Linked DNA regions of Homo sapiens: region 2 is linked to region 1. A link is an interaction called in ENCODE POLR2A ChIA-PET data of the cell type or tissue named here. Cell type or tissue: B cell. All regions are shown on one strand. Each heading gives the region's core, and the rest is flanking DNA. Links, peaks and the distances in the headings are about the cores only. Region 1 overlaps SEC24C (SEC24 homolog C, COPII component). Region 2 overlaps ADK (adenosine kinase).

What was found. ChIA-PET counts read pairs that join two places held together with the same protein. Peaks named below come from ENCODE experiments on the same cell type or tissue, not always from the same donor. Only the 100,000 strongest peaks of a DNase experiment are listed, where the experiment ranks them.
Region 2: POLR2A ChIA-PET joins it to region 1 with 14 read pairs; 1 of 35 experiments calls an interaction of 5 or more read pairs at or near these places.

Annotation. Positions count from the first base shown.
Region 1 is chr10:73,757,863-73,760,642 of GRCh38, reverse strand. SEC24C (SEC24 homolog C, COPII component) reads right to left here. Exons shown (of 23, transcript NM_198597.3): 4 at 849-1,021; 5 at 257-625. Among named protein-coding and RNA genes, the nearest start is that of POFUT4, 13 kb to the left of the region's middle. RefSeq lists an enhancer at 769-868. In B cell, for the core only: no CTCF peak of the experiment used is centred there; no DNase peak of the experiment used is centred there; H3K27ac peaks cover 384 bases.
Region 2 is chr10:74,171,125-74,174,154 of GRCh38, reverse strand. The region is part of intron 1 of ADK (adenosine kinase); the gene reads right to left. Among named protein-coding and RNA genes, the nearest start is that of ADK, 21 kb to the right of the region's middle. In B cell, for the core only: no CTCF peak of the experiment used is centred there; no DNase peak of the experiment used is centred there; H3K27ac peaks cover 1,124 bases.

The DNA of each region.
Region 1 (2,780 bases), core at 264-2,763:
GACTAGACTCCTAAAAACATAGAATTATGAGGCACACTAATGCCTGGCAAAGACATTCAGAAAAATACCATGTTATCAGAACGACAAGAAAAAATAATGTCTTACAAACCCCATATCCTAGGAATAATACCCTGAAGCTACCCATCTAATTCACCACTTAGCAAGTAATACTAAAAACAAACAAATAAAAAACATCAAAAACCACCTGAGTAGCTGAAGCCTCTAGCTTCTAAGACAGACCTTGGGAAAGACTCACCATTTTGTTGGGGCTGATAGCCTGGCTGCTGCGGGGAGTGCATAGGTGGCAGTGGTCCCAGGGGCCCAGTCATCTGGGTGCCAGGGGGCAGAGCTTGAGGAGGTGAAGACACATGGTTGGGCTGGCTCACTGAGGGCCCTCCAAAACTCTGTCCAGGCAGGAGTGGACCAGTCATCGAAGGCAGCCGAGGACCCCCTGAAGCTGGGGGTGTGAAGCTGGAGGCCTGTGATGGGGCAGATCGCTGGGGAGTCTGGATCCCAGGATGACCTTGGGCCTGGCTAAGGGGAGGAGCCTGGCCCTGAGGATAGGAGCCATACAGACCAGAGTTAGGGAAACTTCCTGAGGCTGAAGCCAGCGATGTTGGTGGGCCTGAGAAGTAGAATAAAGGTAGAGTCAAAAGCCCAGTCATTCTGCCTCCTTGTTCGGTATATCACTTCCCTTTCCACACAAGAGGGGCAAATATGACTGTCCCATCTTCTGAGGCTCAGAGGCACAGGAAATACAAGGGAAATAAAAGAGATTCAGGTATAACCCCAGAGTCTGATGCCTCTGAACAGGGGACAGTAACATTCCTGTGTTCACAGCCACTCACCAAAGCCCAGCCCTGAAGAAGGAGGGGCTGGGGCCACAGCACCGCTGATCTGCATTCCAGACAGCTGCGTAGCCACCTGTGCACTTGTCGGGGGAGGGCCATAGGGCTGAAGCACAGGTGGCTGGTTGCCCACAGGGGCCAATGGGGACCCAAATGGCTGAGACCCAGGCAGCCTGTGAAAAGAAAGCAAGCAGAGGTGACTAGTGGGGCCAGGACACCCTTTGAAGTCTACAGAAGTGTCACATCATACAGGAAGCTACATTGTTTTGTGACATCTTACTCTCACACCCTGAGTTCTTTTATGGCTTCATACTTTTGTATATTTGTGGGTAAATTATATTCCTGATTATTCATGGCAAATCTTGTTTTCCATTAAGCTCACTCCACAAACATAAACCAAGCACCTTCAGGTCAAGTACTATTTACTCTGCTAACTAAATTACTGCTTCCTCTGCTTCAATTCTTTGACAAACCTCTTCAGTTTTGTAATCTGAAGCCCTGAAAGCACTGAAAGGGAAGGCACGCATAAGCATGCATGAACCTTAATAAATATGAAATCAAACAAATGCAGATTGATTGTCCAGCTTTTTTTTTTTTTTGAGACAGGGTCTCACTCTGCCACCCAGGCTGAAGTGCAGTGGTGTGATCACAGCTCATTGCAGCCTCAACTTTCCAGGCTCAGCTGATCTTCCCACCTCAGCCTCTCAAGTAGCTGAAACGAAAGTCACACGCCACCATGCGTGGCTAGTTTTCGCATTTTTTATAGATACGGAGTCTCGCCATGTTGCCTAGGCTGGTCTCAAACTCCTGAGCTCAACGAATCTGCCCGCCTCAGTCTACCACAGTGTCTTTCCAATATACTTTCCATTCAGTGTCTCCCTCTCTGATTATTCCCATCAGCACAAAAACATACAAACATCTCACACACACACACACACACACAAAAACCAACTATAGTGGAAACATCCCAAATGTCTATCAGCAGAAGAATGGATAAACAAAATGTGGCATGTAGCTACACAATGAAAAACCACTTAACCACAAAAAGGAATGGAGTACTAATATACACTACAACATAGTTGAACTTTGAAAATATTATGCTAAATTAAAGAAGTCAGTTATAAAATATCACATAGTATATGATTCTATTCTAATGAAAAGTCCAGAATAGGGAAATCTTTAGAGACAGAAAGTAGATCAGGAGTTGCTTAAGGTTGGAAGAATAGGGGAATGGGGGAATAGCTAAACAGGGGTAGTTAAAGAATGCAGTATTTCTTCTTCAGATGATGAAAATGTTCTAAAACTGACTGTAGTGATATCTGTCAATATACTAAATTGTGACAGCACATATCTGTCAATATATTAAAAACCACTAAATATACAAAAACACTTTAAACAGACGAATTGCACAGTATATGAATTATATCTCAAAAAACTTTTTAAAAATCCAACCAAATTACCTCACAGCCCCCTCAAACTTTTGCTCCCCTTTTAGCTAAACATTACAAAAGAATAGGTCTATACTCTGTCTCTACTTTTTTTTTTCTTTTCTTTTCTTTTGAGACAGAGTCTCACTCTGTCGCCCAGGCTGGAGTGCAGTGGTGCGATCTTGGCCCATCACAACCTCCACCTCCTGGGTTCAAGCAATTCTCCTGCCTTAGCCTCCCGAGTAGCTGGGACTACAGGTGCCCACCATCATGCCTGGCTAATTTTTGTATTTTTAGTAGAGACGGGGTTTCACTATGTTGGCCGGGCTGGTCTCGGAACTCCTGACCTCGTGATTCGCCCGCCTCAACCTCCCAAAGTGCTGGGATTACAGGCGTGAGCCACCGTGCCCAGCCTTACGTTTTTTTTTTTTTTTTTTTTTTTTTTTTGAGACAGGGTCTCGCTCTGTCACCCAGGCTGGAGTACAATGGCACTCACTATCTGTGG
Region 2 (3,030 bases), core at 206-2,705, 410 kb before region 1:
TTTTTCGTGTTTTTAGTAGAGACAAGGTTTCACCGTGTTGGCCAGGCTGGGCTTGAACTCCTGACCTCAAGTGATCCGCCCACCTCAGCCTCCCAAAATGCTGGGAATACAGGCATGAGCCACCACACCCAGCCTTTAAACTGGTTCTTAAACTGTCTGTCCCTCGGTTTACCCATTATATGCTGTTCAGGGCACTGTGAAGATTAAAATTTAATTAACTATAGTAAAGAGTCTAATAGAATCCTTGGCACATGGCATAATTATTACTTTGTTATTATCATAATAGTTAAACTTACATCTCTGGAGGCATGATCCCAAAGCTAACATGAACTTGGCCCTCTGAACAATCAAATGCACTTTTGCTCATGCTTAACATACTTTGGTAACACCTACCTTTGATTTGTAACATTAAAATTTTCAAATTAAAGCCAGGCACAGTGGCTCACGCCTGTAATCCCAGCACTTTGGGAGGCTGAGGCAGGAGGACCACAAGGTCAGGAGTTCGAGACCAGCCTGGCCAATATGGTGAAACCCCATCTTTACTAAAAATACAAGAATTAGTTGGGCGCGGTGGCACACACCTATAGTCCCAGCTACTTGGGAGGCTGAGGCAGGAGAATCACTTGAACCTGGGAGGCAGAGGTTGCAGTGAGCTGAGATTGCTCCACTGCACTCCAGCCTGGGCAACAAGAGCAAGACTCCATCTCAAAAGAAAAAAAAAAAGAAAGAAAAAGAAAAAAAATTTTCAATTTGAAAAAACCTAGCCGGGCGCAGTGGCTCACACCTGTAATCCCAGCACTTTGGGAGGCCAAGGCGGGTGGATCACGAGGTCAGGAGATCGAGACCATCCTGGCTAACACAGTGAAACCCCATCTCTACTAAAAATTAAAAAAAAAATTAGCCGGGCGTGGTGGCGGGTGCCTGTAGTCCCAGCCACTTGGGAGGCTGAGGCAGGAGAATGGTGTGAACCCAAGGTGGAGCTTGCAGTGAGCAGAGATCATGCCACTGCACTCCAGCCTAGGTGACAGAGCAAGACTCCATCTCAAAAAAAAAGAAAAAAAAAAAACTAATTTTGATACCAAAACAGGTAGTCTTAAAACTTTATTTTTTAACAAATATACTAAATTCAGTATAATTAAGGGAAGATATGGGTCTGCAATATTAAAATAGTTAATAAAATTGAAGCCACACCAAAGATATTTTTTAACTCATTTTTGATATTTGCATCTAACCGTTTTTTTTTTTTTTTTGACATGGAGTCCCACTCTGTCACCAAGCTGGAGGGCAGTGGTGCACTCTTGGCTCACTGCAACCTCTGCCTCCCGGGTTCAAGCAATCCCCTAGGCGTGCGCCACCAGGCCTGGCAAATTTTTTGTATTTTAGTAGAGATGGGGTTTCACCATGTTGGCCAGGATGGTCTTGATATCCTGACCTCGTGATCCGCTTTTTTTTTTTTTTTTTTTTTGAGATGGAGTTTCACTCTTGTTGCCCAGGCTGGGGTGCAATGGCGCGATCTCGGCTCACTGCAACCTCTGCCTCCCAGGTTCAAGTAATTCTCCTGCCTCAACCTCCCTAGCAGCTGGGATTATAGGCATGTGCCACCATACCCGGCTGATTTTGTATTTTTAATAAGAGATGGGGTTTCTCCATGTTGGTCAGGCTGGTCTCAAACTCCCAACCTCAGGTGATCCGCCCACCTCGGCCTCCCAAAATGCTGGGATTACAGGTGAGCCACCGCGCCCAGCCAATCAGCTGTCTAGCCAGGTGCAATGGCTCACACCTGTAATCCCAGCACTGAGGGAGACCAAGGCAGGAAGACCACTTGAGCCTAGGGGTTCAAAACCAGCTTGGGCAACATAGGGAGACCACACACCTGTAGTCCGAGCTACCTGGGAGGCTCAGATGGAAGGATGGCTTGAGCCCAAGAGTTCAAGGCTACAGCAAGCTGTGTTTGCGCCGCTGCAATCTAGCCTGAGAGATAGAACAAGACCCTGTCTTAAAAAAAAAAAAAAAAAAAGAAAATCCATGTACTGTAGGAAATGAAAAAAAAGTTTTTTATTAATGGTCAAAAAAATTTTCAAAAAGTTTATTCTCTCAAAATTTAAGTACCAGTCGTGTCAGCAGTTACAAACACAAAAATATTATTTCAAGAAAGAGGACTCATGTGATCTTTCAGAGTCAATAATGTAGCGACAAAAGTAAAGATATATTTTCCCAGGTAAAGGCAGAAGTTCTGTTATTCACAGCAACTTCCCTTCCCCAGCCTTTCATGCTCTATTTCTAATCTTTCCATTCTACTCTTTTTCTAAATACACACACACACACACACACACACACACACACAGAGAGACAGAGAGAGACAGAAAGAGAGTGAGCGCTGAGAGAGAGAGTACTGAGTAACTACTACTTTTGATCAATTTTCTAAACAATTTATTTCAACCCTATTTTTTTCCTAAAAGCCTAGCTTATCCTACTTTAGGAGAAAATAGTCAACTGAAATTTTTAACCTTCAGTAGTCTTTTTACAATTAGAATAGCTGAATCAAGATAAGTGGGTCTGAATAGTTTGCTCTTCGTAAGACTGATATGTAAATATTCCATATACTTTATCTAATCTTGTGGTCTGGCCCTATAAAAGCAATCAGATACATAACCCAAAATAGCTAAGTGCCTCCAAATAGCATACCAAAAATGTGGACCCATCCACTAATCTCTTCAACAAATGCTTCAAGCCCCAAAATAATAGCAAAGTTCTCTTCAAACACAACCAGTTTGTTAAGGGTGCGATAAAACAAGCACTCTCATATAAAATTAATGGGAGTATAAATTAGTACATTTCTACTATAAAGAATTTTGGCAATATGTGTCAGTAATTCCAACTTTTAGGCAACTATCATTAAAAGAGAGACAAATGTGTATAAAGATTTGTATACCCAGTTATTCATTTCAGCCTTATTAACAATAGCAAAAATTTATTATATCCCAAATAACCAGAAATAGGGTAATAGTTAAATAATTACAGAATGTTATG